7 separate regions of the Homo sapiens genome follow, and regions 1, 2, 3, 4, 5 and 7 are each linked to region 6. The links are chromatin loops, found by intact Hi-C in ENCODE. Cell type or tissue: PC-3. All regions are shown on one strand. Region 1 holds the start of MIR3921 (microRNA 3921). Region 2 overlaps CMSS1 (cms1 ribosomal small subunit homolog). Region 3 overlaps CMSS1 (cms1 ribosomal small subunit homolog). Region 4 overlaps CMSS1 (cms1 ribosomal small subunit homolog). Region 5 overlaps CMSS1 (cms1 ribosomal small subunit homolog). Region 6 overlaps CMSS1 (cms1 ribosomal small subunit homolog). Region 7 overlaps CMSS1 (cms1 ribosomal small subunit homolog).

The links. Hi-C counts contacts between places; a loop is a spot of excess contacts. Peaks named below come from ENCODE experiments on the same cell type or tissue, not always from the same donor. Only the 100,000 strongest peaks of a DNase experiment are listed, where the experiment ranks them.
Region 1: it touches region 6 in a loop (4-fold over the local background); 3 of 110 quality-filtered maps call a loop at or near these places.
Region 2: a loop joins it to region 6, with 2.9 times the contacts of the local background. A loop is called at or near these places in 7 of 110 quality-filtered maps.
Region 3: a loop joins it to region 6, with 4 times the contacts of the local background. A loop is called at or near these places in 32 of 110 quality-filtered maps.
Region 4: a loop joins it to region 6, with 3 times the contacts of the local background. A loop is called at or near these places in 3 of 110 quality-filtered maps.
Region 5: it touches region 6 in a loop (6-fold over the local background); 59 of 110 quality-filtered maps call a loop at or near these places.
Region 7: a loop joins it to region 6, with 11 times the contacts of the local background. A loop is called at or near these places in 15 of 110 quality-filtered maps.

What each region holds. Positions count from the first base shown.
Region 1 is chr3:99,962,836-99,966,835 of GRCh38, reverse strand. The region is part of intron 1 of CMSS1 (cms1 ribosomal small subunit homolog); the gene reads right to left. The region is part of intron 1 of FILIP1L (filamin A interacting protein 1 like); the gene reads left to right. MIR3921 (microRNA 3921) reads left to right here and starts at 2,438; the gene lies at 2,438-2,522. All of the region lies in intron 1 of LOC105374010 (a long non-coding RNA gene), which reads right to left. In PC-3, no CTCF peak of the experiment used is centred here; no DNase peak of the experiment used is centred here; H3K27ac peaks cover 1,061 bases.
Region 2 is chr3:100,088,781-100,092,780 of GRCh38, reverse strand. The region is part of intron 1 of CMSS1 (cms1 ribosomal small subunit homolog); the gene reads right to left. The region is part of intron 1 of FILIP1L (filamin A interacting protein 1 like); the gene reads left to right. Among named protein-coding and RNA genes, the nearest start is that of FILIP1L, 24 kb to the left of the region's middle. RefSeq lists an enhancer at 2,108-2,608. In PC-3, a CTCF peak has its summit at 2,250; no DNase peak of the experiment used is centred here; H3K27ac peaks cover 869 bases.
Region 3 is chr3:100,045,935-100,049,934 of GRCh38, reverse strand. The region is part of intron 1 of CMSS1 (cms1 ribosomal small subunit homolog); the gene reads right to left. The region is part of intron 1 of FILIP1L (filamin A interacting protein 1 like); the gene reads left to right. Among named protein-coding and RNA genes, the nearest start is that of FILIP1L, 67 kb to the left of the region's middle. RefSeq lists an enhancer at 2,087-2,176. In PC-3, no CTCF peak of the experiment used is centred here; a DNase peak (open chromatin) is centred at 2,324; H3K4me3 peaks cover 1,627 bases; H3K27ac peaks cover 2,769 bases.
Region 4 is chr3:100,102,306-100,106,305 of GRCh38, reverse strand. All of the region lies in intron 1 of CMSS1 (cms1 ribosomal small subunit homolog), which reads right to left. The region is part of intron 1 of FILIP1L (filamin A interacting protein 1 like); the gene reads left to right. Among named protein-coding and RNA genes, the nearest start is that of FILIP1L, 10 kb to the left of the region's middle. In PC-3, no CTCF peak of the experiment used is centred here; a DNase peak (open chromatin) is centred at 2,075; H3K27ac peaks cover 3,104 bases.
Region 5 is chr3:100,067,005-100,071,004 of GRCh38, reverse strand. The region is part of intron 1 of CMSS1 (cms1 ribosomal small subunit homolog); the gene reads right to left. The region is part of intron 1 of FILIP1L (filamin A interacting protein 1 like); the gene reads left to right. Among named protein-coding and RNA genes, the nearest start is that of FILIP1L, 45 kb to the left of the region's middle. RefSeq lists a silencer at 1,994-2,073. In PC-3, a CTCF peak has its summit at 2,051 (motif pointing left); a DNase peak (open chromatin) is centred at 2,034.
Region 6 is chr3:99,840,980-99,844,979 of GRCh38, reverse strand. The region is part of intron 1 of CMSS1 (cms1 ribosomal small subunit homolog); the gene reads right to left. The region is part of intron 5 of FILIP1L (filamin A interacting protein 1 like); the gene reads left to right. All of the region lies in intron 1 of LOC105374010 (a long non-coding RNA gene), which reads right to left. Among named protein-coding and RNA genes, the nearest start is that of HP09053, 19 kb to the right of the region's middle. RefSeq lists an enhancer at 984-1,485. In PC-3, a CTCF peak has its summit at 1,544 (motif pointing left); a DNase peak (open chromatin) is centred at 1,539; H3K27ac peaks cover 344 bases.
Region 7 is chr3:100,005,092-100,009,091 of GRCh38, reverse strand. The region is part of intron 1 of CMSS1 (cms1 ribosomal small subunit homolog); the gene reads right to left. The region is part of intron 1 of FILIP1L (filamin A interacting protein 1 like); the gene reads left to right. All of the region lies in intron 1 of LOC105374010 (a long non-coding RNA gene), which reads right to left. Among named protein-coding and RNA genes, the nearest start is that of MIR3921, 43 kb to the right of the region's middle. In PC-3, a CTCF peak has its summit at 2,021 (motif pointing right); no DNase peak of the experiment used is centred here.

The DNA of each region.
Region 1 (4,000 bases), 120 kb before region 6:
CAAGTACGGCATGCTCTGTTGAATTAATTTTCTTCAGTTACGTCTTGTATACGTGGCCCATATAACTTTACAGAGATCCTGCTCACCAAATGATTTTTCAAATCTGACACACTACATTTATTAGAATGATTCTATTTTCATCCACCTAGTTTTAAAATCTGCTAGAGTTTGAAGGTTGAAAATGCCATGTAAATGTGGCATCTTAAATCAAACTGTATATACAGAGCGAAGGGTTCTGAGTAACAGTAATAATAGTTGTCCTACTTGTTGAATGTTTATAAAGTTAATTGTTAGTGATGAGTGAACTCAGTCTAAGTCTCCGTACTATTTTGACGGGGCTCTGCACAAAAACAATCATTTCTGGGGAAGGAGAAATCTTCTAGACTGAATTATATCTAGTTCTAACCTCTAAAACTATATATAGCCGAAAAAAAAAATCTATCCATCAATTTTCTGGAAGGGTTCAGGCTTCAGATGGAGCAGTGGGGCTATGAAAGAAACAGAAAGGAAGGGCTACTGGTGGTGGAGGCTGCTTTGCCCCAGGAGATCTGCCTGGAGTTGACCATTTCAACTTCCAGCCATGACAAGCTCCCATGCCCAGCCTCTGCAGCCTGCTTAGGTTCCTTCCCAAACTCCTCCCAAGTTAAGAAACAACTTATCTAAGGAATTACTCACCTACAAGTTGTGAACATTTTATTTACCTTTCCTAAGAGATATTGTGAGAGAGATATCCCTGTAAATATCACTTTCTGTGTTACAACACTGTTGTGCTGTACCCCTATTAACCTCAGCAGGGAAGGCACTAGGTTCAAGAGGCTGAAGAAAAGACCCAGAGGCAGCAAATGAGACATGGGGTTTACTAGGGGCTTACATATGGGGAGAGAGTGGAGAACTGGTGGCAGGCGGGACAGGAGAACTGCCTTATGTACAGAAATGGTCCAGTGGCGGCAGGCTGGACAACATGACTGCATGGCCAGTGGCTGCGGGCTGGGCAGGAAAACTGCAACTGCTTGCAAACAGCATGCAGTTTATAAAGCATTTTCATTTAACACCCTCCCCCTAATGACCTCCATCTGGTAACCTTCATTTAACCTAAAACTCAGGGCCTTAATCCCCAATAAGCCCATGTTCCACAGGATGAGCAGGGGGCTCAGATATTTATCATAGTAAGGAATGAATCTCCGAGTTGGCCATTCCTGGATTCCCTACCTTGGAACACACATTCAGGTGCACTGGCCATACATGGTCATTCTAAGGGTATGCTTAAATTGCTGCTATCAGGTATGTTTACCCTACAAACAAACAAATGAAGAAAAGTATCTGGAAGAAATTCAGAGATAGCTACAAATTTAACATTTATCTCAATTCCAAAGGTCTGGAAAATCAGTCATGACCTTGAAGAACATGCTGGTACATCCACAGAGTACACTACGCCAGAAGCAGCACATGCCATAGCACCTGACTGGGCAACAGAGAGAAATGTGACAGCCTGCACCAGTAAGAACACAGGCCAACCTTTCATTCTTGATAAAAAATTATAAAACTCCCACATATACAAAGAACACAGGAAAGAAAGTCATAAACCACTTGGACTCAAAGGAAAAATACCTGACTCATATATTTGTTTCACAATTTAAGCACATATCCCTCATCTCACAGTGGGGACTAAGTGATATGCTTGGCTAGTAGGATTAACATTGCTTCAGAAAACATTTTCCTGGACCAATGTAATCTTTCAAGGTAATTACTAGAAAATAACACTTGTAAATTTCCTTTAAAACTTTATAAGGTATCATAATTTATTTACAGATACAGCAGTATCTAAGTATATCAGGTACTTCAAGAAATACAATGAAAAGGATCATGTTTCTTTTTGGTTTGAAGAACAATTTTTATACAGAGTCTTAAAGCCTGGGAAACTATTGTATCTGTGCACTATGGGACTGATGTTCAAGTGATCTAATATTAACTTAGGAAAGAGTTTTTCCACAGTTACAGGGAGCATAGTAGATGAGAGGTGTGTGAAGGTATGATCCCCCTTGGGTAGCCTGGAGGTTTCTGGGCATTAGTCTCCTAGGGGACCTCTTTCTTCGGCTGCCCTCCAAAGCCTCCTTTGTTTACCATACTGTTCTAGACAAATATTCCCAGCTTCTCTGTGAGCCATATTGAGAAACAGGTTGGGAAGCTCTAGCTTAGGAAACACATTTCCTTTTGGCCCTAGACACACAGAGAAGATCACTACAAGAACCTGATTCAATGTCAGAGTGATATGGTGCAAAGAACAGAGTGAGGAATGAGATTTGGGTTTTGGCACAGGCTTTCTCACTACCTAGCTCTGAGCCCTGAGCAGATCACTTACCTGTCAGGACCTTGACTGCCTCACTATAATGTAAGTGGTTTGGCCTTGATCCTGTTTAAGGACCCATCCTAAACATCACCTAGCCCAGTACAAGGCATATGGTACTCAAGAGACTTAGAAATCCCTAAGTCTCTGAGTACCATATGCCTTGTACTGGGCTAGGGAGAAACTAGACACAGACACTGTCCCTATTCTCATGGAACCTGTAACCTAGCTAGAGGTAAGATCATTAATCAAGATAAATATTGATAAATAAAAATTAAATCTAACTGAAGCGTAATGGATTTGGAAGATAGAATTATCACTGCTTATAAAAACTCAATGTACTTCCTACTGAGCATATAAGTCTATAGGGTAAATCTGCACCACAGAACGAGTCTATGCCCTCTGTTTTTATTTAATCACATAACAATTATTATGTTCAAATATTCAAACATGGGCTTGAAGATTATAAAGTCATGTGAAATCAGCTTCACCTTGGTTGTACCTGGGAGCTCCTGCCTGGCCTACTGATCATTTTCGTTATGACACATTTTAATTAAGTCATTAACAAATGGATGTGGCTGGGCGCGGTGGCTCACACCTGTAATCCCAGGACTTTGGGAGGCTGAGGCAGGCAGATCACAAGATGAGGAGTTCAAGACCAGCTTGGCCAACATGGTGAAACCCTGTCTCTGCTAAAAATACAAAAATTAGCTGAGCATGGTGGCGTGTGCCTGTAATCCCCAGCTACTCAGGAAGCTGAGACAGGAGAATTGCTCGAACCAGGACCCTGGAGGCGAGGCTGCAGTGAACCGAGATCACGCCACTGCACTCCAGCCTGGGCTACAGAGCGACACTCCGTCTAAAAAAAAAGAAAAAAAAAATGGATGCATATTCAGGTAACACCATCAAGGCAAAGAGGAGTGCTAAAAGTCTTCTCTGACACAAAATGTAAATATCCCGCTCAATCAACATTCTTTCTTATCCTTCTAATACTTTCAAGCAGTTGCTCCCACTTCACTTCTTTTTGGACCCACAGAGACCGTCAGCCCCTTACTTCTGTGCTATATCCTTATATAACAGCCCACTCTTATTTTTACTTCTTTTCCTATATAGCACAGGCTCCACGGATCATGACTTCAAACTTTCTCTTATTTATCTTCATCCCTTCTGTTCCCAAGAAGCACTTACCTGCATATATCCACCACATGGGATCAGTCAACACTAGGGTAAAATCACTGCTAGTGGAAAACCACACACTATTCTGGGGCAACTATACCTTCATGGTTGCTAGCATTAAGTGGCTTGATTTGGAAAGGTTTCCCTAAGAGTAAGAGCATTTCGAACTTTCTCTGGTGCACTGTTATCCTAATTATTTTACCCTCTGTAGGCAGGCTAAACCCTCTTTGACAGTGGCAGAAGGCAGGGAGAGAAACTAAGGCTGCAAGCAACCTCAACGGCTGGTAAAACCCAGGCTAGCTCCTAAAATCCATCAAGAGAGCAATCTCTTCCATGCAGCAATGCCTGTGAGTAACATGTGAAATATGGATGAATACTTGCTTTATTTATCTCGGCCATGAACATTCCAGTGAGTATGTAGTTGTGACCATAAACAGCAGGCTACAGCCATTGTCTTAAGGCACCCTCAGAGTACTTCAT
Region 2 (4,000 bases), 250 kb before region 6:
TGCTGAATGCAGGGAGATAAGACATGAGGACAAGGTAGGACCTCAGAGTAAGTATGAATATTTTTTTCTCTAAAGGGAGAACCTAAAATAATAATAGCAATAATGTATGTTTGCTCAGTGCATACTAGATACCAGGCGTTATTCTAGGAGCTTAACATGCATTGACTCATTTAACCCTCATAACTAGTGGCCTTCCAACTGGGGTATGTGTACTGGGCATGCAAATACAAGATATACACATGCAAGGGTATTTTAAGGAAATTTGTCTTTAGACCTTAACTTCCATTTGTACTTTATTTTTCAGCTGCCTGAGAATCCAACTACATTCATATTGGCTTTTCCATGTTAAAAAAAAGCCAAACTTCTCACTCAAAACAAATCTTATTACAGTTCATTATCTTGTATACCATTGTCTTTGGGGTAAACAGACTCCTGGAATCCAAAATATGCTATGACGGGAAATCTACTGGTTTCAGGGACACATGCTTTCATCAGGACATCTTTAGCCAGCATGTCAACTATTTCCAATCACAATCAATTCTTATTTAATACTGTTATAGAATATTTACTCTTTTCTACCTCCTATTTAACAAAAATAAACTTTGAAAGCCATGATAAAAAGTTTTAGATCCAACTTAAAAATGTGTGAGGAAGTATGCATTTTTTCTAAATTCTTTACAGAGTACATTTTTAAGGACCACTGCTCATAATAGCCCTATGAAATAGATATTAATATCCGCAACCCCATTTTACATATGTGGCACAAATAAGGTCCAGAGAGATCAAGCAACTTGCCCTAGGACAGATAGCTGGTAAAGATCAGCGTTAAGATTCTAACCTGAGAAATCTGACCCTAGAACCTGAGTTCTTAACCACCATGTTATATACTGCCTTTACAGTTTCAATTAATATTTACTCAGGCCCAACGTGGAATCGGAACAATGTACCTGTGAATCACGAGAGGAGACGCTGAGCAAATAATCCTGTCTTAAGGAAAATATTGGAAATATGTCTAGAAAAAGGATTTTACTCTGACTAATGATACTGGTAGAAAATGGTTAGTTTTCCATTATTTTTATTCTTGTCAGAGATGGCAGAAACAGGAATTTGGGATACTCAAGTGGCTGCAGATAAAAAGATTATGTGGGAAATTGAGAAGCTAGTTATACTTTTGTAATGTAAGTCAGGCACGTAAGTTAGAACATGGCTACACTTTTGGTGACAGAATAACTTATGATGCTTATGGCTGGGAACAGGGTAGAAGGCTTGTGCTGCAAAGCATTTATCAGCATGCATCTTTAAAACTGGCTGCTCTTGTTACCTAATTTCTTACACTTCTTCTTCCCTTACAAAACATGAGTCTTTCCAATCAAATTCCACAAAGTTCATTTATTAAAACATTTTGTTTTGGAAGAAGAAGGTGAACATACATACACATACATACATGCACACCCCTTAAAGGCAGGGTTTCTTTTTTCTTTTTTTTTTTTTTTTTTGAGACGGAGTCTCGCTCTGTCGCCTAGTCTGGAGTGCAGTGGCGCAATCTCGGCTCACTGCAAGTTCCGCCTTCCAGGTTCACGCCATTCTCCTGCCTCAGCCTCCCGAGTAGCTGGGACTACAGGTGCCCGCCACCATGCCCAGCTAAGTTTTTGTATTTTTAGTAGAGACGGGGTTTCACCGTGTTAGCCAGGATGGTCTCGATCTCCTGATCTCGTGATCCGCCCACCTCGGCCTCCCAAAGTTCTGGGATTACAGGCGTGAGCCACTGTGCCCGGGCCTAAGGTAGGGTTTCAGGAATGACATTTTCCAAATGACCTTGGGTTAAAATTACTTGTAATCCCAAGCTACTTTGAAATGTTTAACCTCTGCACTCATTTCAAGTTTTCTTAAAATATACTTTAGACTACATGGGATGGAATGAAGCAGGCAAGCTCTAGGGAGGATAGGAGATACCATATTCCTGAGGCCAGTCAGCCTGTCAGCACTGGCATACCTGCAGAGAGCTCCTAGGACAGTGGTGATCAGACAAGTTGTGCAGTTCTGATGGAGAGGTTTTCCTGAGCATTTGGGTGTCCTAATTAAATACAGCCTTATTTCATGATAGGAGTGACTCAGGGTCAAAGGCAATGGGAAATGCTACAGAGAACACGACTGCAACACCAGGAAGGCTTTGGAAAGGCAGAGGCTAGTGTTGCAGAGAAAGAGCCCAGGCAGGGGATTGCAGAACAGTTTCATAACCTACCACTGGGAGGGCCTGGGCAAGTCATGCATCTCTGTCGCCTGGTTTTGCTCTCAAAGACTATGACTCAGAAAATCAGAGGTGGAATTGCTTTCTCTAAATTTCTTAGAAAATGTTATAAGGTAGAGGAATAATCTCTTCCCTGAAAAATCACGACCAGCATGATTGAATCCCATGCTTGCATTCCCAGCTGCACTTTTCCAAAAGGTGTTTTCAATTATTTTCAGTGAGCTAATGTTCCCTTGACTATCTTAAAGACTCAGAAGATCGGGACAGTTAAATTTGAATCTTGAAGAAAACAATAGCAAACAGCTGCACAATGGACCCATGTGGACAAAGGTGCCTGGGGCCTTACTAGAAGGGGCATTCATAGAGTGCTTCATAGTTTAGGGAGGGACTGCCCTTGGAACAAGCCCTCCATGGAAGGAGCTCAGAAGGATCAGCTGCAGACAGTGAAGCAATGAGCTTTGAGATAAACATCAGTGAAGTTTTCTGTGGCTCCACGCACTCCTATCAGGAGAAAAGCTAGCTGGCTTTGCAGTTGCGGGGGAGTAGGGAAGATGAGTGTACTATTTCCTCCCTCCAATTTTGTTCAGTACTAGAGGAGGTCTTAGAGATCATCTGAGTCAATTCCTACAGTTCACAGCCTAGGAAACGGAAGACAAGACTTGCTCCAGGTCACTGAACTAGTAGGTGGCAAAAATGGAGACTAGAATCCAGTTGTTCCTAATATGACATTCTACTTAAAAAGCCTGACTAAATCTTCCTCAATTAGCCACGGGTGTCTTCTTTTCCAGATTATTAACGAGCAATGAATTCTTACTTCATACAAATGCCTATGAAATTTGTATTTATATTATACTACCTTTTCACTCAATGTAAGACATCAGTAAAGTGATTCAGTTATCAAATATCATATAAAGAACCATAATGGGAAATGCTTAGTTCTAGTCTGTTAAATTGTTCAGTTTTAGAAATGTTTCTGCTTCCTATCCTTTTTGCTTGACATGAGGCTTTGACTTATAGGTGGATGCAGAAAAATCTTCATATCTTCATCTCCATCTACTCTTTAGGGCTTTAAATTCAGTTAATCCATTACTTGCATAAAGTTAGTAAAAACAAAGAATATTTAATTTTGAAGAGTATTAGCTAGCATTGTTGAGTAGGAAAGAACAGGAAAACCAAGTAAATCTCTCTGGATGGTTTTGCTTGTGGATATGCGTGTAGTAATAGAAAATGCAACTGAACTCTAAATAATAAAATACTTCCTGTAGGGCAAATACAGCCAGAAAAATTGGAAAGCAGATCAATAAGATTACTACATATCTTTAAGCCACTGAAAACAAGAGCTAGACGTTGGAATGTATTAGCAAAGTAGCTATGTCTAGACACTTCATGTTAACTATATTATATAACTTTTACTCTTGGATACTTTACTGGTAGGGAAATGGATAAAATGATCCTCACTGATGCCTTCTAATACTGGTGCCTTACAGAGCAGAGGTGGGTAATGTCCTTATTTCATCAAAGGATACTTTCTCTCTGGAGAGTGTAAACCATGATTGATTCAAGTACATGCAAACAGTGACTTACTTAGTGCTTCTGAAAAATTTCTGAGTCAGAAGGACAAAAAATAAACATAACAAAAAACAAACATTTACATCACAAAAAGGAAAAAAAAGCTCACTAAATAAATACTACCCAGAGAAAGAAACTGGTTTCATATTGTAGTGAATTAAAAGATACAAAAAAGTGGGGCAG
Region 3 (4,000 bases), 200 kb before region 6:
AAATCGCATATAACTTTTGACTCCCCCCAAACTTAACTACTAGTAGCTTACTGTTGACCAGAAGCCTTATTGATAAAATAAAAAGTCAATTAACAAGTATTTTGTATGTTGTATATATATTATAAACAGTAGTCTTACAATAAAGTGAGCTAGAGAAAAGAAAATGTTAGAAGACAATCATAAGGAAGAGAAAGTACATTTACTATTTGTTAAGAAAATATATTTACTATTCATTATTCTTCAAGTAGGCTGAGAAGGAGGAGGAAGAAGGGTTGCTCTTGCTGTCTCAGGAATGGCAGAAGTCGACAGAGTTCAAAACCATGTTGTTCAAGGGTCAACTTATTTCTGTTTCTCACTATTATCTCTGGCTTTATATTCTAATCACTTTTATTCCCTCAATGAATTATTTTAATTTTCTGTACTGCATATGTTTTGGAAGTGAGGTATAAATAGATCAATCAATAAAAAGAAGACTCCCTCTTAAAAATATGACACTCTAGTGCCATATTAACCTCCCTTATAATGCTGAGTGATTTTTTAAAAAGCTCTCCCCAAATTAATCCTTCATCGACTTTGGTAAGTTCGGTAAGACCCTAGGGTTTCATAACAAGCTAGAAGAGCAATAGTCTAACCTCTAATCTTTGTTGAGTATGCTCAAACCTCAAAAACAGATGATAAATGAAACAAGAGAACAGTTTATTTGTTACCATGATTTATTGCCACGTTTCTATAATGTAGAGAAGATATGTGTTCCCAAAGGTATAACTTCAAATAGTAAGGAGAGAAGGTAAAAGAAAAAACAAGGAAAGAGAACTGTTTGCAATTGTCAGACACAAATTTCTACAGTTTTTTTCCAGTTAAATTCAGACATCGACTTTGTTTCTGGCATAAAAATTTTATGCCCTTTTGTTTGCTATACTCTTTTATTCATATAAGATGTAATCCATTAGGTTTGAAAATAGACAATTGTGTGTGTGGTAACTTTAATTCCATGACACAAACAAAAGTGCTTTTCCATAACTGTCCAAGTCCATATTTAAGCAATCAGTCTAGGCCATCATATCAACCTTATATAATTCTGCACAACAGATTTTTTTTTAAAGAGTAAAATACAATTTTAGAAGCAGAAAGAAAATGTCCTAGGAGAAAAACCTAGGGCTAGTTAGGAAAATCTGGAATCCCAGTCTTTGTCCATGTACAGGGGCTGAGAAACATAAAACCCACCTGGACTTGATTGCTTCCTTTAGTGAGATGTTAACAGAGTGGAAATGATTCCTGATTTGGCTTTTATTTTCCCTCTCTAAATGGCAGTCCAAAAAAGTGGTGCAAGAATCACCTGGCACCTCAATTACCATGCTCAGTTTCTCCCCTGACACTGTGTGGTGGGTTGTGTCACAATAACTTTGCACCCACAGATATGGCTTCAGGGTGGGCTCTGACTGAGATGGAGTGAGCTCCGTGTCACAGCTTGCCTCGGTTAGCCACAGCTGCAGGGAAGAGCTGGCTCTACTCTTCCTCCTCTTTCCCCAACTCACCCCAAGCAAATGCTTCAAGCAGCTGCCATACTTGAGGGCTGGCAGTGCCGAAGGCTCTGAAGGTCTGGAAAGGGGAGAAATGAGGGGCCTCTGGGACTAAAGCATAACCAAATTAAGGGATAAACAAGTGAGTTAACTTTAAGTCTATTGCTAGTTTTCCTAGTAAAATAAAGACAGTGGAAGGATTTGGTCTGGACCTATCTGTCCCCTTCCCTGAGGGCTGTTCAGCAGAGCTTGGGACCTGGTCATTTGTGGGGCAAACAGGGCCAGAATGCAGGAAGACAATGCAAGCACAAGTGGACTTGGATTGTGGCTGTTTGGCCCCTATATGCCAGCTTGCCTGGGACAGTCCCTTACTACTAATTTAAACCCTTTCACTTTCACAAGCTATGGCCCAGTGTTTCTTAGGAGGGTATATTTACACTATAGGAGGGACAATTCGTTCTTTCATGAGTCTGCTCAACTCACCATAGAAAATTTGCCTACTAAGTGCCAGAAGCTACCTCCATCCTATCATTTTTCGCCCACCCTGTCATTTTGACAACCAAAAATGCCTTCCTTTTTTTTTTCAAATGCCTTCTGGGGAGAGCAGTGAGGCCCAGACGCACAGCCACTGAATGCCCTGTCAGTTAAAAGAGGAAGCAGAGGCTAAGAGAGGTGAAATGATTTGATTGAGGCTATAGCTAGACAGTGGCAGGGGCATTGTTTCTTGACTTCACATACAGTGAGGCTTCCAGAAGGACAAAACTCTACTGTCTCTTGACAGACACCTGCAGTTGAATCACTGTTTGCGGAGGCATAAACTGCAGGGAAAGAATTTACATGTGGTAATACCAGTGTTTTATTTGTGGCCACTTAATCATTCGCAGTCAGTAGCTTTATGACCCTCGCTGGTTTCAGAGGTTATGAATAATAATGGTATTCTTTAAGGAGGACATGATACTTTAGTTTTTTTAAACACATAGAATTTGGAGTTAAGTCATAAAAGCTTTCCAGAAAGGAAGAGGAGAGTTGTCATTAATTTTTAAATGCATGAAGCTTAAAGAGGGATTTACAATAATAGCATCAATAAATATGCTTTGGAAGCACCTTTTCTTCAAGGAATTCAAAACCTTTTTTTCTTCTAAAAATGTTTAAAGATATATTGTTCTCAAAAGAAGAAAATAACAACACTTCCCTCCGATAGTTTTTACTAGTTTCACTTCCTTAAAAGCATTTAATCCTGAAAATAACCCTAGAAAGGTAGGCAGAGAAAGTATTATACCCATTTTACCAACAAGGAAATTTAGGTTAGAAAACTTCAATGGCTAAACATTTAGCAGTTTTGGACCTTCAAAACCTGAGGACAATACCCTTTACATTTTATCTTGAAAACTCAAGTCGGGAGCACTGTTGATAGTCAATTATTATATTTACTTAAATAACAGCCTCTTTCTCCATGATTTAGGAGGAAATATTTTTTCCCTCTACCTAATTACTCATGGTCATTTGTTCTGCCTACCAACAGTAGTCCTGAACCATGGAAAATAGGAAAACTGGGTTACTTGGCCACTCACCACTCACTGAGCACTTACTATCTATTAGGCCCTGGCTGAGGTATTGAAGATACAAAGGCTAATCAGACCTGGCCTTATCAGGTTTGAAGGGTTCAAAACCATCTTGAGAGCATTTTGAGTATTTTTCTCACTTCTGTCAGCGCTGACTTATTTCTATTACCTGGAGCTGAGATGGCCAAGTGGTTGGTTGTGATTTTGCCCAGGCCAGGTCATTCCCTGTAATGACAACAGGACCCCTCTTTTGCTAACCTCTCTCCTCACAAAAACATCAACAACAACCAATTGTAACAACAATCCCAAATCCTGGGGGGAGTTGGGGAATTCTAGATTTATAATCTCTGTATATACAACAAGCTCTAGAGATAAAACTATGATCTACCAGTTAGGCTACTACTAGTAAACTTAAAAAAAAAAAAAGGTTGTTTACTTTCAGTGACAACTTTGAGAAATAGGTGAACAACCTGATACTTTTAACTACATTGCCAAATATAAAAATAATTCTGCAAATTCTGAATTTCCCTTTTTAAGACATGTCTGAGGCATAAGGAGGAGTGGACTATCTAGAATTAGGAATTTTCACAACTCTAAAGAAGTTACTGGATCCAAACGCTGGAATATCCTGGCCCTGATCAGTTTCAAGTATTCAGGATTAGATTCATAGAGTTATCAGTGCCCTGGGAAATTTGATGAGCCTGTTATTGAGAATACAGCTATTTAGCTGTGAAGCCTTGGGGGAAAACCAAGCAGTCATCATGTTACAATTCCTCACTATTCTCTTGCCTCTCCATACCCTTTCCTTAAAAAATAAACAAACAAAGCAAGCATGTGGCAAACATGTTTCCATTTTTCCACCAAGAATGCAGATGTGACAGCTTCTTCCCCTTCCCTTCTCTCATCCACCCCAGCTCC
Region 4 (4,000 bases), 260 kb before region 6:
CTTTCAGTCTGACATTATCATCTGCAAGTGTAAATCCCTGGAGAGTATTCCACAGCTGGAAGCTTGCACCTCTGCTCATAATGGTATCCTGGCTGTACTGACTTGTTGCTGCATCCTTTTGATAAGTCAACCTCTTCTGATTTACTATGTGGTATCTGTATCTGATTGTTCCATCAATCCTAGTCTACCATTGACAGTAATATCATATTTTCTCCATATGCTATACACAGCACATATGGATATTTTATTTAATTGAAACCCCTAGGAGGTATAATCTGTCTGTCTTGACTTCTAGACTCCCAGGCACAACTTTCTGTCCACACCATCTGATGGTGAGAAGCTATGTGAATTGAATGACTTCCAAGATGATGTTTCTAAGTTTGAAGTGAGAAAAGAAAGCTCATTGATTAAAAAAAAGTTTTTGTTTGATAAACAGAGAACTTACAACTCCTTTCAAAAAACTACTTGCATCCCAGGAGGTTAAAAGCCTGAGTATGAGGTATGCTATTTGGAGAAGGAAGAGTGACAACAGTAAGAAGCATGGGCTTCTAAAAAGGAAACTGATCTTCTGAAATGTCTCCTGGGATTGCATCAGCTTGACCTAGCAGTTGTTTTTCATTTCTACTTTCCAGACCACCTTTGTGTAAGAATTAATGACCTTCCCTCAGCCTATTAACTCAGAATGTCATTAATCTCTAGGAAATACCTTATCAATTCTGCTTAAAGGGTATATGAGAAGTGCTATGTTTTCGGTTAATCTTATAGCCCTTTAACCACCCTGTTCAATGATTACTGAACCTTCCTGGAAGTCCCTTTTGCCCCAGAATTAGTTAACATTTTAATAGCAGTCTTACTTGTAAGCTATGAAATTGTTAGATACGAATTGCAGTTGATTCAAAAGAAATGCCTTCCAGGGAGCCAAACTGAGTTGTGAGAAATATGTGTCTAAAAAGATATTACTAGTCCAAATTCCTATTGCTCATGTCTTTCCTGAGTACTTAACAAACTAAATATTGCCACTCCCAAATCAGTATTAATGGTCAGCTTCAATTATATGTTATTTCAACTTTAAGCTCTGGTAGGAGAATACATTATCTACTAAATCAGCCTTGTCAACAGGCCAGAAAAATCTTTACAGGCATAAATGTTTGTATGCTGTTAGAGGAAAGTATATGAGACTTAAACAATGCTTACTTGTGAACACCCTTTCCAAGACTAGGCTAAGAGAACAATAGCTACACCTAAGTATAGTAAAAGAAACAATCTGTAAATGAAGATTCTTATATACATAAATCATGTCATGAGCAGAAAGTTAAATAAAGGCAGATACTTTTACAGAAAGATTAGAGTTAATGCATAGGTGAGGTTTTGGCTGTTACAGACAGAAGAAACTATAGAGGTAGAAAAACATGGAAGTGAAGAAACAAGGATGGCAATAGCTAGATATTGAGCTAGCTAAGCTGTAAATGGTGATTCTCAGCCAGTTTTGGGGGTAAGGGAAAATAACAGGGGTGACTCTTTTCATCCCTGTTTTTTCTGAGTTTCTCTTGATGAAAGTTTTTCTTGATGAAAGCTAACAAGCTGAGAACATCAGTGCAAATCACCAAAGCAATCGGGTCAAATTCACTGCTACTACTCCTGCAAAACAGGAAAAGGCCCTCAAGCTTAACTTTTAGATTCCTGGGCATGCAAAGCAGGCCTTGGTCAGCCAGATCTGTACTCGGTTCTTCTCTGCCTTGGTCACTGTCCTCTGGGTCTTGGGAACACAGGCCTATGTTCCAAGCCATTGTTCTTTAAACAAAGTTGTGAACTGCTAACAGTTTTATTTAAAAGTTTATAAAATGGTAACCACATTGCTACATCTTTCTGGAGTATCTCAAACAAAGTGTGGGTCACATTTCTTGTGTAAAAAAAAGTGTAGCTCAGAGTTATTGAATAAACAAAGACAACTGATGTAGTTAACGGGCTTTGTGTGACCACAGCTATGTCATCTTGGTCTTGATTCCAGTTTCAGGCAGAGGTCAGGGTGAGCCATCCCACAAAGGGGCCTCCTACCAGTCAGTCCATCTAGATGCTTTGCCTGAGCAAGCTTCTTTGCAGTCCCTACCCTGTAACTTGGCATGACTGGCAATGGGGGTGGGGGTGAGAGAGGGCCACTCTCATTGTAACCTGTGCTCTCCAATCCAAACACACACAGAGAGCAGTTGGCTTCATTTCAGAGAAATGAAAAGTCACCTCTCCTCAGTGGATGGCTAGAAGCCCCAATTTGGTGACATGGCCTCTGGGCCTTTAAGCAAATAAGGTAAGAGGACGCTTCTACTAACTGAAAACCTCTGAGTTAATGCGCCTGATTAAACAAGCTGTCAGGAACCTTGGCAGACCCGTGCTCATGATTCTTATTAATAAGGTTGATATTTACATAAATATCAGCTGTTCATTGATAATGCTGCCAACACACAGGGCATAGACTCTTTTCTTTAGGATAACACAGACAGATTTATCTTAATGCAACAATTTGTTATTTGAACAAACATGTTTATTGCAAGGCCAGTGAAGTGAAACCCAAAGGTTTTCTTGTTTGAATTTCCCAGGGGGCAGTTTGTAATAGCTGCTGGAAGAGACCATTCCATGGCTTCTAATACAGTGCAATGCTGGCAACCAATATTCTCTCCTCCATCTCAACTTTGGCTCTTAACTGCCCACACCTCCTTTTTGCTCAACATGAAGAATGGTTGTTGTTACCTGCCCAATCCGTGCTTCCAACTTGCCTAGAAAAAACCTGATTCAAGTTTTGAGGAATAAACTCCTAAAGACTCTAGATCTTCAGTTACACAAAGGAGCTCACACCTAGAGTGGATTTTGCAAATATTAAAACAGTTATCCCAACACTAGTTTGCTTTCATGCCAGTACTTGTGTGGCAGCCCCCAGTGGGGCCATAATAACCTTCAGAATGGAGCAGCTTTGCCCAACCTCCTGCTGTGCTCAAGACTTCGGGTTCTGCATGTGTGTTTCTGGCTGACTCTTGCTGTCTCATAGCTCTTGCTGCCACTGTGAGCTGCTGCCTTCTCCATGGTCTGAGTGGGCTTCTTTCAAAAAGCTGCTTGGTCTGCTTATGTGGGGAGACTTCAAATCACCAGTTTCCTATTAAAGACTCCTGGCCTACAATCACAGGGTGAACAGGAATATACAAAAGTCAGGGAAGGTATTTCACAAAGACTAGATCTGTGTACCCACAGTCGGTCTGCTTCATTTTTACAGCACTTAGTCTCCCAAGCCTCAACCTCACACTTTTTTCCTCCACTGGCACCTGTAGTGCCATAAGCAGAGGGCATTACATTGCTTTTTCCTTTCAACTGCTCTTGCCAATCTGCTATGCTCTGGCAGAACTTAGTGGTAGATGGAAAGGTTATTTTTGATGACAGGGCTTAGCAACATTCCCTAAACAGAAAACCTCTCTCCTATACACTTATAGCACTGCAAAATACTTTTAATATAATTTAGTCACTGATCTCAGAAAAAGGAGAAAGTTGGCTTTGCAAATTATTGTCTTTCATAGCCAAGTAAATGAACAAACCCAGAGGAAGCACAGTGTCCCTGGGGTCATGAATTTAGTCAAACACGGAGTAACTACTGAATGCAAAGCATGGCGGAGGACACAGAATGCAGCTTGGCATTGTCCTTGCCTTCAAAGAATTAATAGTTTAGTAATGGAAGTAGGAAAAACACAAAAAATATAAAACAATATGGAATATAAAAAGTGTTACAAGAGACGTACAGATAAAATACTGGAGTAATTTGAAGAAAAGAGAGATCTCACACCTGTGGAGAAGCAGAAATCACGCTGATGAGGATCCAATTTCTTCTGTGCACATCTTAGGCTACTTTCACTTCTCTTTCCTTATTATCCCATTTCCAAGGATATTTAGTTATCCTCTTAACACCCGAGAAATGCAAATCAAAACCACAATGAGATACCATCTCATACCAGTTAGAATGGCG
Region 5 (4,000 bases), 230 kb before region 6:
TTAAAAGCAAAACAAAAAAAGGGCATTACATAGTGAGAATTTAATAAGGAAAATCATACACAAAGAAAACCACAGGCCAGGCGCGGTGACTCATGCCTATAATCCTAGCACTTTGGGAGGTCAAGGCAGGCAGATCGCCTGAAGTCAGGAGTTCGTGAATATCCTGGCCAACATGGTGAGACCCGGTCTCTACTAAAAATACAAAATTAGCCAGGCATGGTGGCACATGCCTTTAATCCCAGCTACTTGGGAGGCTGAGGCAGGAGAACTGCTTGAACCCGGGAGGTGGAGGTTGCAGTGAGCCGAGATTGCGCCACTGCACTCCAGCGTGGGCCAAAAGAGTGAAACTCCGTCTCAAAAAAAGAAAAACAACAACAACAAAAAAACCCCACGATGATATGAAGTCTTTATTCATAGACAACTTTTGATGGGGATGGGCAGTATCTTATTACAACCCCATACATCCACTTAAATTGGCACAAGGTTTATCTGTAAGTTTTATACCTTAAAATGTATTTAAGTTGAAAACTAAACTGATGGGGAGAATAAATCAACATTATTTAATATTCAAGTCCTAAGTAAAACAGAGTACTCAAAATTGGCACTAGTATAAAATTTTCTTTAAAATTTCATTAATTAGAAGAGATCAAACAGTCATTTCAGATATGTCTATTAATTTTACTCTGATCACACTCTTTCAAGTATTATGGTGATCAATTTTCCCCACAAACTTGCAAGGGAGAAACAACTGACCTCCCCACAAAATCTAACTTCAATTAACTATCTAAGGATGATATTCAGTGTTTCTCACATTAAAGGAGTTCAGAATCATGCTCTGGCTGTAACAGGAATGAGCACAGAGCACTTCATGTTAGCTGTTTGGTATCACTGTCCAAATCCACGGCCTCTTTCTGCATACCTTATGACAGTGCCATGTGTACATCCTTAATCAAATACTGTTAATTTTTAACGCATGAGTTTTTTATTTGAGGATCAAACAAGAATTATGTTTGAAATAAAAGGAAAAAAAAGGAGAAAAATATCTTAATGTACCATAGACTTGAATTACCCTATCAAACCAGATTTTCTTTTTTTAAGTTTCCAACAAAATGAACTGGATAGTGTGAGTCCTCTATTTCTCATATCCAGGGTAGATATCAGCTCCCTCTCGTAGGGCAAATATTTCTGCTTATGCCCTCACAAATAGACTGGCCCTCCATTCTGCCACCTCCTCTTACCACAAATTCTGAAATTTCTGGCAGAAAAGAGATCTGTCAAAACAGGTTACTTGTATTTTTATTGGTTCCTCCAGACCATGACGACATTTCCTGATAGGCAATGCCAGGAAACTATTAATGTCTGTGAAAAGCAGTGAAAATTCTTAAGAGTATAAACTGTCTGGTGCCTCAGGAGACTGAAGCCTGAAGGAACCACTAGTTTTTAGACTGTGACATTGATTCCATTGGCTGCCGTATCAGAAATCCAAAACACCACTATCAGAGGAGAAGAAAAAGTGTCTTTCCAAAAAGAAAGGTCTGGAACACACAACCAGCCATCTCCTTTCTCTTAACCACTTGCCTGCTTAGAACAGAGCAGGTGAGCATTATGTGGGCAGCTAATGGCTGGCTCAGTTAAGGCTGTTGCAAAAATTAGGTAATTTATTCAAGAAATTAATAGATCTTTTCCCAAGCAGGAGGGGTAATAATGCCTACAACAGGATGAAGAGAGTGTGGCTTTCCCTACAAATGATAGAAAGAATGCAACTAACATCCATGTGCAGAAATAGAATTGCACCTTTTTAAAGGACCTCAGTGATCCGCTCAGTATGTGAGCACTTGATGCCACTGACCTTAAAGGAGTAGGAGCCTTACAGAAGACATGAAACTAAATGGAACAAAACTAGTTTGAGGCACCAGACTTGTATGAGACTTTCAAGTATATCAACTGATCTATTATGAAGTGCCCAAATCACGTGGGTACTTGCTAACGTTCTATCTGGGTTTGTGGAGCAGAACGGCAGCTCCCTGCACTGTCATGTCCCTCTATTTCACAGTGCCACCTGCTGGGCGAGGGTGAGAGCAAGCTGAACTTTCTTGGGAGTGGTACCTGTGAATTCACAAAATAACCTCTGAAATCACAAACAGAAGAAACATCTTTGAGACCAGCCTGGCCAACATGGTGAAACCCCATTTGTACTAAAAATACAAAAATTAGCTGGGCATGGTGGTGGGCGCCTGTATTCCCAGCTACTTGGGAGGCTGAGGCAGGAAAATCGCTTGAACCTGGGAGATAGAGGTTGCAGTAAGCCGAGATCGTGCAACTGCACTCCAGCCTGGGTAACAGAGCAAGACTCAGTCTCAAAAATACAAAAAACAAAAAAACTATTGTTTCAGAATTTTTCATGTTTTAGAAAAGTAAACTGATACATATACTATGTATTATATGAAACTTGCAGTGGGTTCTTTGGCAGCACCCACTAATCCAACATTAATATTCCTATAGCAAGATGTATGAATATTTACATTAAATTGTTAAAGAATCTAGATAGACTTGTGTGTTAGTTCAGATGATGTTTTGTAGTTAAATGTGTTTACTGAGTCAAAAGATACTATATCTCTCTGACACACACACACACACACACACACACACACACAGAGGCTCTTTCATCATTCATGTTTGTCTCACTATGCATCCATCCAGGTTTATAATAACATGGCAAAATTGCTTTAAAGGCCATTTACACATCTACTAGCAGTGTGCAAGTGCACGTCCTAATTCACTGTATCTTTGTCAATACCAGGAATCACCATTAAAAAATTTGCCAATTTGACATGCAAACAATGGTATTTCTTTGATTAAATGTGCATTTCTCTGATTGCCTTGGAGTTTTACATATGCTCCATGTAATCTTTCACAATTTTAGGAAGTAGTTATTCCTAAATTCCCATCATTAGTGGTGGATCCAGGTTGGCTTGACTTTAAAGCTTATGCTGTGGAGGCACTTAAAAGAGGGTTCTTGGAGGTGCCTTGGGTCTTTGGGACACAGACTAACACAAGGACATGAATGACTTGCCTGGGTGGTAGGGTAGGGAAAGCTTTGATTGCATCTGTTTACTAATATTGTGCTTCTCTACTGTGCTTCCCTATTGTACTATACCCAGAGTCCTCCTGGGTGGCCATTAAAGCCTCTTTGAAATGTCAGCCCACTTCACTCAAGGCTTGGATAGAGACCACAGAGACTATTTCAAAGTAGTGTGGTATATATTTAGCACCTACTCAGTGTGCAGTACACAGTTTTTAAACTAGTTAATCATTAATCAGTTTATTATCAAACCAGTATACTACTGAAAATTGAATCATCTAGATAATCTTGTGAATTCTAGTTGTTCTTCTTTCCCCCTAAGGGCTTATATTTACATTAAATAAACCTGTATCTGAATCAAATCTGCAAAATTCAGATGATTTGACAGCATTTTAGATGAAGTGAATTTTGTCAGATTTCACCTGAAAAACACTCACTATCCTCAATCATGTATACTAATGGAGGAATGGGAATAATTGGAGCCAGGGATTCAACAGACATTCCAAAAGCCTCCACCTTTCTTATATATACAACCTTCACCAGGGTGCTTAGTTACCTGCTTTCCAAGGTATGAGTCTCTAGACTTTCACCTGCACCATAGGTAGGCCAGAATAACTTGTATAAATGCCAAGAAAGCCAAGAAGAGAGAAAAGGTCATGGTAATTCAGTTTGAGTAGGGATACCTTACTTTTGTTCAACTGTGATGCTAAAATTTCCCTATTTAAAACAAACAAACAAACAAACAAACAAACAAACGAGATCAAAAACATAGCCAGGGCTTCAGAGTTGCAAAACTCCTGTATTCTAGGTGACTGGTGCCCTGGGAACATGCATCTCAGTGGCCCTGTGACAGTTAACCTAATCACAGTCCACGCTTGCCCTTCTGAATACAAAGCACACTTGACTGAGGAATCTCAC
Region 6 (4,000 bases):
TTTATCAAGAAGAAAGGTTTTATTGACTCACCATTCCTCATGGCTGGGGGAGGCCTCAGGAAACTTACAATCATGGCAGGAGGCAAAGAAAAGCTAAGGCACATCTCACCTGGCAGCAAGAGAGCGAGAGAGTGCACAGGGGAAACTGCCACTTTTAAACCATCAGGTCTCATGAGAACTCCCTCAGTATCACAAGAACAGCAGGGGAAACCACCCCACGATCCAAACGGGGATTTCAGTTAGGAGATTTGGGTGAGGACACAGAGCTAAACCACATACATAACCCATAAAGGATAAAATTAGGGGAGCTGTGAGATGGTCATAGAAGGGATATTTTATCAAAAATTTTAGAGATTTGTAGTCTAAGGATTCTATGGTCTTTACTGGTTGAAGTAAAACTCCCAATAAAAACGTTTTAGTAGCTTCTTTGATTCTGAATATTTACAAAGTGAGTCTCCTTTGAAATATGTTAGACAAAGGCAGGGAAAGACCTTTAAATTAACCAACACTCTAGCTTTTTCCTATACCCTGGTTTCTGTTATTAAGATTTTTTTCCTCCAAATAATCATTTTGCTTTGTAATCCCAAGAGAAAAGATAGGCAAAAATGCATGCCCCAAAACTCTTATAGATCAGCGTATCTCAGAGTAAAATCCAAGATACCTGTGTGAGAATCCCCTGATATTAAGTTCCACTCAGAGCTATCCAATGAGAACCTCTGGGGGCGTAGGGCCCAGAAAGCTGCATTTTAACAAACTCTTCTGCTGGTTAATTGTGCCCTAAAACGGTACTTCAAATTTTGATCTTTTTCTGGGCTAGCAATATGCTGTAAGATACTCTCTCCCAGTGCTGGGTAGTGGCAGTGAGCCACAGCTCCCAGTCAGCCACACAATCATGAGGGTAAACAACCGATACTGTACAGCAGCAGTTCCCAATTTGGCACAAGGGACTGTTTTCATGGAAGACAATTTTTCCATGGGCGGGGGGTTGGGGGGATGGTTTCAGGATGAAACTGTCCACTCAGATCATTAGGCATTAGCTAGAGTCTCATAAAGAGTGCTCAGCCTAGACCCCTCGCATGTGCAGTTCACAATAGGGTTCGTGCTCCTATGAGAATCTAATGCCACTGCTGATCTGACAGGAGGCAGAGCTCAGGCAGTAATGCTCGCTTGCCTGCCACTCACCTTCTGCTTGCCGCTCGGCTCCTAACAAGCCATGGACTGCTACCAGTCCGTGGCCCAGGGTTTAGAGGCCCCTGCTCTACAGTGTGCTGTGTTGCTAGACAATTTTGCCCAATTGTAGATTTATGTAAGTGTTCTCTGAGCATGTTTAAGGTGGGCTAGGCAAAGCCATGATATTCAGTAGGTTAGGTGTATTAAACATATTTTCAACTTTTAATATTTTCAACTCACAGTGGGTTTATGTGGTTCTAACCCCATCATAAGTCAAAAAGCATCTGTATTGACAAGCACTGGCAAATGTATTCTGACCATAGTCCCTCTCTTTAAATTACATCTGTAGTAGGAAATGTGGCTATTCTACCCTCTAGTGGCTGGCATGACAAACAGAAGGTTTATTCTCCAAGTTTTCTTTTTATTTAAAAGGAAAGCTCAATAAAAACTTCCATTTTATTGGGTGGGAAGATTCCCGGTTTTATAACTGTAGCAAAGCATAGATGCCTAAATCTTTGGCTGAGCTAAAGTAGGCTGTCTGACACCTACAAGGTCTGTTTCTCTCTCAATCCCAGGCCCTCAACTTAAATCTGTAGCATTTCTTGGGAAGGGTCCAGAACACACATTAAATAAGGCAGTTAGATGAACCAAAACAAAGGACTCCATTCAACTTATGGCACAGTGAAGCAAATACAAGAAAGAGCAAGGAAGACAAGTAGTTTACTAAGGTTCTCAAACCTTAAACCCCATTTAAATTCATTTTACTTAAACTTCAAGCCCTTTCCTTTCCAGCAGATGGACCCTTTCCATTCCTCAAGGTACATCAAGAAGGGTAAGGCTTTTGGGCAGTCAATATATCAGAGCAGCCATCCCCCAAAGGCAATGCTGTAGGGTAAGGAATCTTGAGGGAGTCTAGCGAGTTAACTGGCCAACACCTCTAAGTACTTCATAATTTGATAATGAATTAACACCATTTACATGGGAGCACTTACAAATCTGTCAACATTCCATCAGGTACCAGGTTTTACAGTTAGAATGCCACCATAAAAATGTATTCAGGAATAACCTTTGGCATTGCAGTCAGCCATTCCAGGGATAATCACTTTTATTTGTGGCATCATTTAAAATTTCATTGTCAAAATTGTTGATCAAGAGAAATAAAACTTATCTTATTATTTGAGGCAATATTTTGAAAAACTGAAACTAGTTTTCTTATTTTAGTGAGTTCTTCTTCCTCCTCATAGCCAAATGGTCCTGGTATGATATTTGAGGGGTTACCTGAGACCATCTTTTTTTTTTTTTTTTGGCCTGTTTTAATTTATTTATTTCAATAGGTTTTTGGGGAACAAGTGGTGTTTGGTTACATGAATAAGTTCTTTAGTGCTGACTTCTGAGATTCTGGTGCAACCATCACTCGAGCAGTGTACACTGTACCCAATGTGTAGTCTTTTATCCCTTACACCCCTCCCACTCTTTCCCCTGAGTCCCCAGAGTGCACTGTATCATTCTTATGCCTCTGTGTCCTCATAGCTTAGCTCCTCCTTATGAGTGAGAACATACAATGTTTGGTTTTCCATTCCTGAGTTACTTCACTTAGAACAATAGTCTCCAATTCCATCCAGGTTGCTACGAATGCCATTATTTCATTCCTTTTCATGGCCGAGTAGTATTCCATGGTGTATATATACCACATTTTCTTTATCCGCTCATTGACTGATGGACATTTGAGCTGGTTCCATATTTTTGCAATTGCGAATTGTGCTGCCATAAACACACTTATATGCAAGTATCTTTTTCATATAATGACTTCTTTTCCTCTGGGCAGATACCCAGGAGTGGGACTGCTGGATCAAATGATAGATCTACTTTTAGTTCTTTAAGGAATCTCCACACTGTTTTCCATGCTCGTACTAGTTTACATTCTCACCAACAGTGTAAAAGTGTTCCCCTTTCACCACATCCACACCAACATCTATTATTTTTTAATTTTTTTGATTATGGCCATTCTTGCAGGAGTAAGGTGGTATTGCACTGTGGTTTTGATTTGCATTTCCCTGATAATTAGTGATGTTGAGCATTTTTTTATATGTGTGTTTGCCATTTGTATATCTTCTTTTGAGAATTGTCTATTCATGTCCTTAGCCCATTTTTATGATGGGATTGCGCCTGTTTTGTTCAGCTCTTTAAAGGCTAGCCATATTTGGACAACTACAATATACAAATATAAGCCCTACAGACCTACAAAGCCTACCTCGTCCTCAGCCATTCCTGAGGCTTTTGGATAGGTGGAGGTGAGGTTACTAATGAATATTCATGCCTGTGGTGGTTACAAGCTAATACAGAGGGAATTGAGACTTCCGAGAGAGGACCTTTTAGAAAGGTCTAAACAATAGAGGGAGTTATCTGCTGTTCCGGCAAAAGGCAAAGGTGGTTGGTTATCTACATTATTTTTCTGCCACAGGCATAGTAGAAATGGAAAGCTCCAGTTTATCTGAAAACTCTAGTTTATAATTTGATATATTTGAAAGAAACAAAGGTACAATGTATTAACACAAATATAATTGTTCAAATGTACATATACTCTGGGCCAATCTGTCAATCAAGTGAGTGGAAACGATCCTTATGCAACCAAACTTGTGTCTCAGTGACATGCGCAGTGTCTTAGTATGCAATATGTTTTCTTCAAAGCATCACATGTACACAATCGATCAATCCACTGATCATGACACATTAAACTGTGTACCTCTTACTTGCCACTGGGGCAGATATTATGGAGATGAAAGATTCACTGCCCTTGAAGAGCTTATTAACCTGGGCAAAGAAATGAAAC
Region 7 (4,000 bases), 160 kb before region 6:
GCTTTATTTTTCCTTTTAAGTCTACTGCAAACCAGTCATTTTTATTATTTCTTAGCAACTATGGTAAAGGTTTGGGTGGATGTTGAGGCTAAAACTATCGTTGCATATGAAATCTGAAAATCAATGTCAAACAGAAAAAAGTTTCTTTCCTATATTTATAGGTGTTCCAAGTTTCTGAACTATGTAGGCACTTTGTAATTATTAATTAATCCCACCCATGCCCAGGAATAAAATCACTTTGCTGCATCTAGTCAGATGACCAACAACTGTTTATTGATGACATTATGCTATTTCTGCACGCAAAATACAAGGGCCAGAGCAAGACAATACTCCTCCTAGTCTAGAGTTTATAACAGTAAGAGAAGCAAGGCTAGCAAACATATGCAAACATTAATGGTACAATGAAGTACAATGCTGAATGTTGCTGTGCAATAGACTTATAATTACTTAATAATTATTTGGAAAGATCATAGTATTAACCCCACCATTGTTCCCTGTCTTTGCTATTGTCCTTCTTTTTGTCAAAGACTATATTCTTTGCAGCTAGAGTAGATTTCCATCTTGACATCACCAGCACTTCCTCTAAATTCTAATCTCTAGAAGTCCTGGAGAATGAGAATTGCAGGATACCAATGACTACAGCAAACACATGGTAACACTTATATGAAGGGTACCCTGGCTGCAACTCATATGAAAATCTTGGAAAATTTTAGTTTGGGGAACTTTGGCTGCTTTTTTTCTTTGCCTTGCATAGCCTTTATCAAGCAAGTCCTTATGGTATTAAAACATTTGGCACTGGTTCAAGTCTATGCTATTGCTGGCAGGGAATCTAATTGGGAAGCAGGGGTGGAGTAGTTACCTTTATCAGGAATGACCTTAAAGTTATGGAAAGGCTCCTTCCTTCCCACTGCTTAGTAGCCTTACTGAAAGCTTTAAACCCAGATGTGAGAAAAGAGAATGTCTCCAACAGCAGCAGCAATTTATTGTAATTATGTTAGTAAAAACATTAGGAAGGTGGAAAATGTTATGTCAACTTGGAGGAGGGAAACACTTTGTGTACAGGTCCCAGGCAAGGTTGTGCTGGGGAAAACAACCATAACCTATAATTCCCAGGGAGCCCTCAGTTTCCAAATTTGCAAGAAAATTAGGAGTTAACTATTTTAAAAACTAGTAACTATATGCAATGCATTACCCAGTGGGTGAGAGACTATAAGAATCTGTTCACTAACAGACACCAATAGACACCTGTCTGTACTCCCTCAGTGGCTGGCAGTGGCCAATTCCCTGTTACCACTAGATAACTAATATATTTTTTCTATCAGTACTATATCACAATTGGTAACAGTGGCAGTCAAAGCAACAAGGCCCATTTTGCCTACACGATACTGTAGCTTCCATCAGTGACACACTTTTTTGGTTTAAGGCAATTTAAAGGTTGACCTTGAAATGCAATTAGAGCAAAATCTGTACACTTTCTGGGCCAATTCTGGGCCTCTCTGTGCCTCAGTCACATAACTGAGAGTTGGTTTTGTCCCTGACTCTCTTCTTCATTACATAACGGATCTCTTACTGTTTCTGCTGACTAGACTTTTGCATCTTTCATGATTTGATTTCTCTCATTTCATCTTCTCATTTTTTTCTGTGGTGGGAGATATACAAGCAAGGTTTCCAAAATTTGATATTTCACACAAAATGCATTAGCGAGCCATGGCAAAAATCTGTTTTGTGGGCAGACACATCATCAAAGCTCTCCTCTACATGGACTAGTTTTCTAGTCAAATAAAAATTTCAGGAAATAAGATATTTTCATCTCAAAAAATAAAAGCTAAAAAGAGTATGTCTGAGAGACTCAAACCATTTACTTTCATGGTCATGAAGAGAAAATAGAAAAAGCAATAAAAGCCTTAAGAGCAGAAAATGACAGGTGATTTCTCCTTTTCTTCCCATTTCAAACATTTACCAATAGGCTAATGAATGCCAAGGATGCAAGAAAAAGCGAGTCAGAAAACTGTAGGCCACAAGATGGTGTAAACCTCATGTGGAAAATACCAGCTAAGGCACTAAGAAAGCCAGTAAGTAATGAAAGATTTATAAAGATGAATATGCTCAAGTTTTGGACAAAGAATATACAGAACAAAACCAAACAAAAACACTTTTTAAAACAAGTTATTTTTTATCCTTCTCAATGCATATTAGAGATAGTTCAATTTTAAAAGCTTGCAGTGGTTTAGTAATCAAATAGCTTAAGACAATGCACAGTTCTACCCATCAAGAATGCTTGTTTACTTTGGCTGACATGCCGCAATTATTAATTTACTTATCTGATTCAAAACAGAGTAAGCTCTTACTTTTAATTTCCTAACTTAACTAGCAAACTCTGGGAGTCACTATGCTAAGGGCTGAGTGCAACCCAAGCTGGAATTTTTTTTTTTTTTTGGAAAGAAAAGATGTAAGATAAATGAGCTGAATTCTCATCATTCCAAAGCTGAGTTTTAACAGTACTAAACAAAAAGGGTAAAACTACAACTTCTGGGATTTGAATGATAGCCTTCATGACTATATAGAAAAAATACTTTTTTTAAAAGGAGACTTTGGGGCAGAAAATTATAGATGATAACCTCATGAAAAGCACTGAAAGATAGGAACCAAATTTATCCATTTGTGGGTAATAGTTATGATAATTATGGGGAAGGAGGAAAAAAGGCTGTTGGCAAAGGTATTCAAAGGAAGTACCTAACTATTCCACTCATGAAGAAATCTGGAGATTATTTAGGGAAATGACTTGTACAAAGGAAACAATTCAAAGACAACAAAAACAAAATTTAAATAAGAGCCAAAGATCAGTTGAGGGCTGGGGAAAACAGTTTGGGTTAGTTTCTGAGGTTATCTTAATGGGGTCAGCCTGTCTTACTGCCCCAGCCCCCAGAAACCACCAGTATACCTACCTGCATCCCACAGAGTTTTATAACTGCAACAAATTTTACCCAGAGGTCTACGGCTAAGGGCTTTCTGGTCTAATGCTTTAGGGCTTTCCAGAAACCTCTTTTCTATAAAACTTCTATCCCACTTCCTATCAAACTACCTTTCCCTTCTCTACCATTCTCCATTCTGGTTCTGGCATGTGTGGATTGAAAAAGCAATAGCGGAGGTGGGAATGAATGGGGACACAGCTGGTCTGTGGCAAAGAGATGGTGGGTAGCAAGCAGCTGCATTTTGGAGGATTAGGATCTTGGAAGCCAAAGAAAGCTTCTTCCAAGTTCTCTCCTTTCAGTTCTTTCCTCTCTTGGGCAATAATAGAAATTCCACAAAACACACAAACTTTCTGAATTCACAACACTCTTCCTCATAACCAAGTGTGTTTATTATGACTGCTAACATTTTCTGTGTGCCTTGTATTTAGATTTCTCTAAGAGTTTCAAAGAGGCTTATAAATTTCCATTAAAACAAATATTTCTGGCTATATTTTATAAATACAATTTAACTTTAGAATCATTGGAATTCAATTTGTTAAAAGGTTATTCTTGTAAAATTTGGTTTATTACACTACACTCACATTTCCTAAACCAGGGTTCTTAAAATCTAGACTTCATAAGAATTCTCAGGGATGCTATAAATATAGATTCATATTTAGTAGGTCTTGGGTGGAACCCTGGAATCTACATTTTTAATAAGCACCCAAGGAGATTCCTATACAGTGGGGGTAGAGGGACCCCACTCTGAGATCCCATCCTAATCTGAACCCCCTAACCTCCCAGCTTCACCTTTTTCAAGACAGCCTGTTTGAGTGACAGTAGTCAAGCAGTCACACTGAATATTGAGCCAAAAACACAAAGTGAGCAATCTGAGAAAAAGAAAATTATCACCAACAACCTTTCATTTTTAACAATACAAGGTGCTATACAAATACAGGAAAGAAAGGGAGGTTTCCTGGTTGTAACTCCACTTCCTTGAGTAAGATAAGGTTTGGTATTATGAATGAATTAGCTGGCTTTCCTATTCA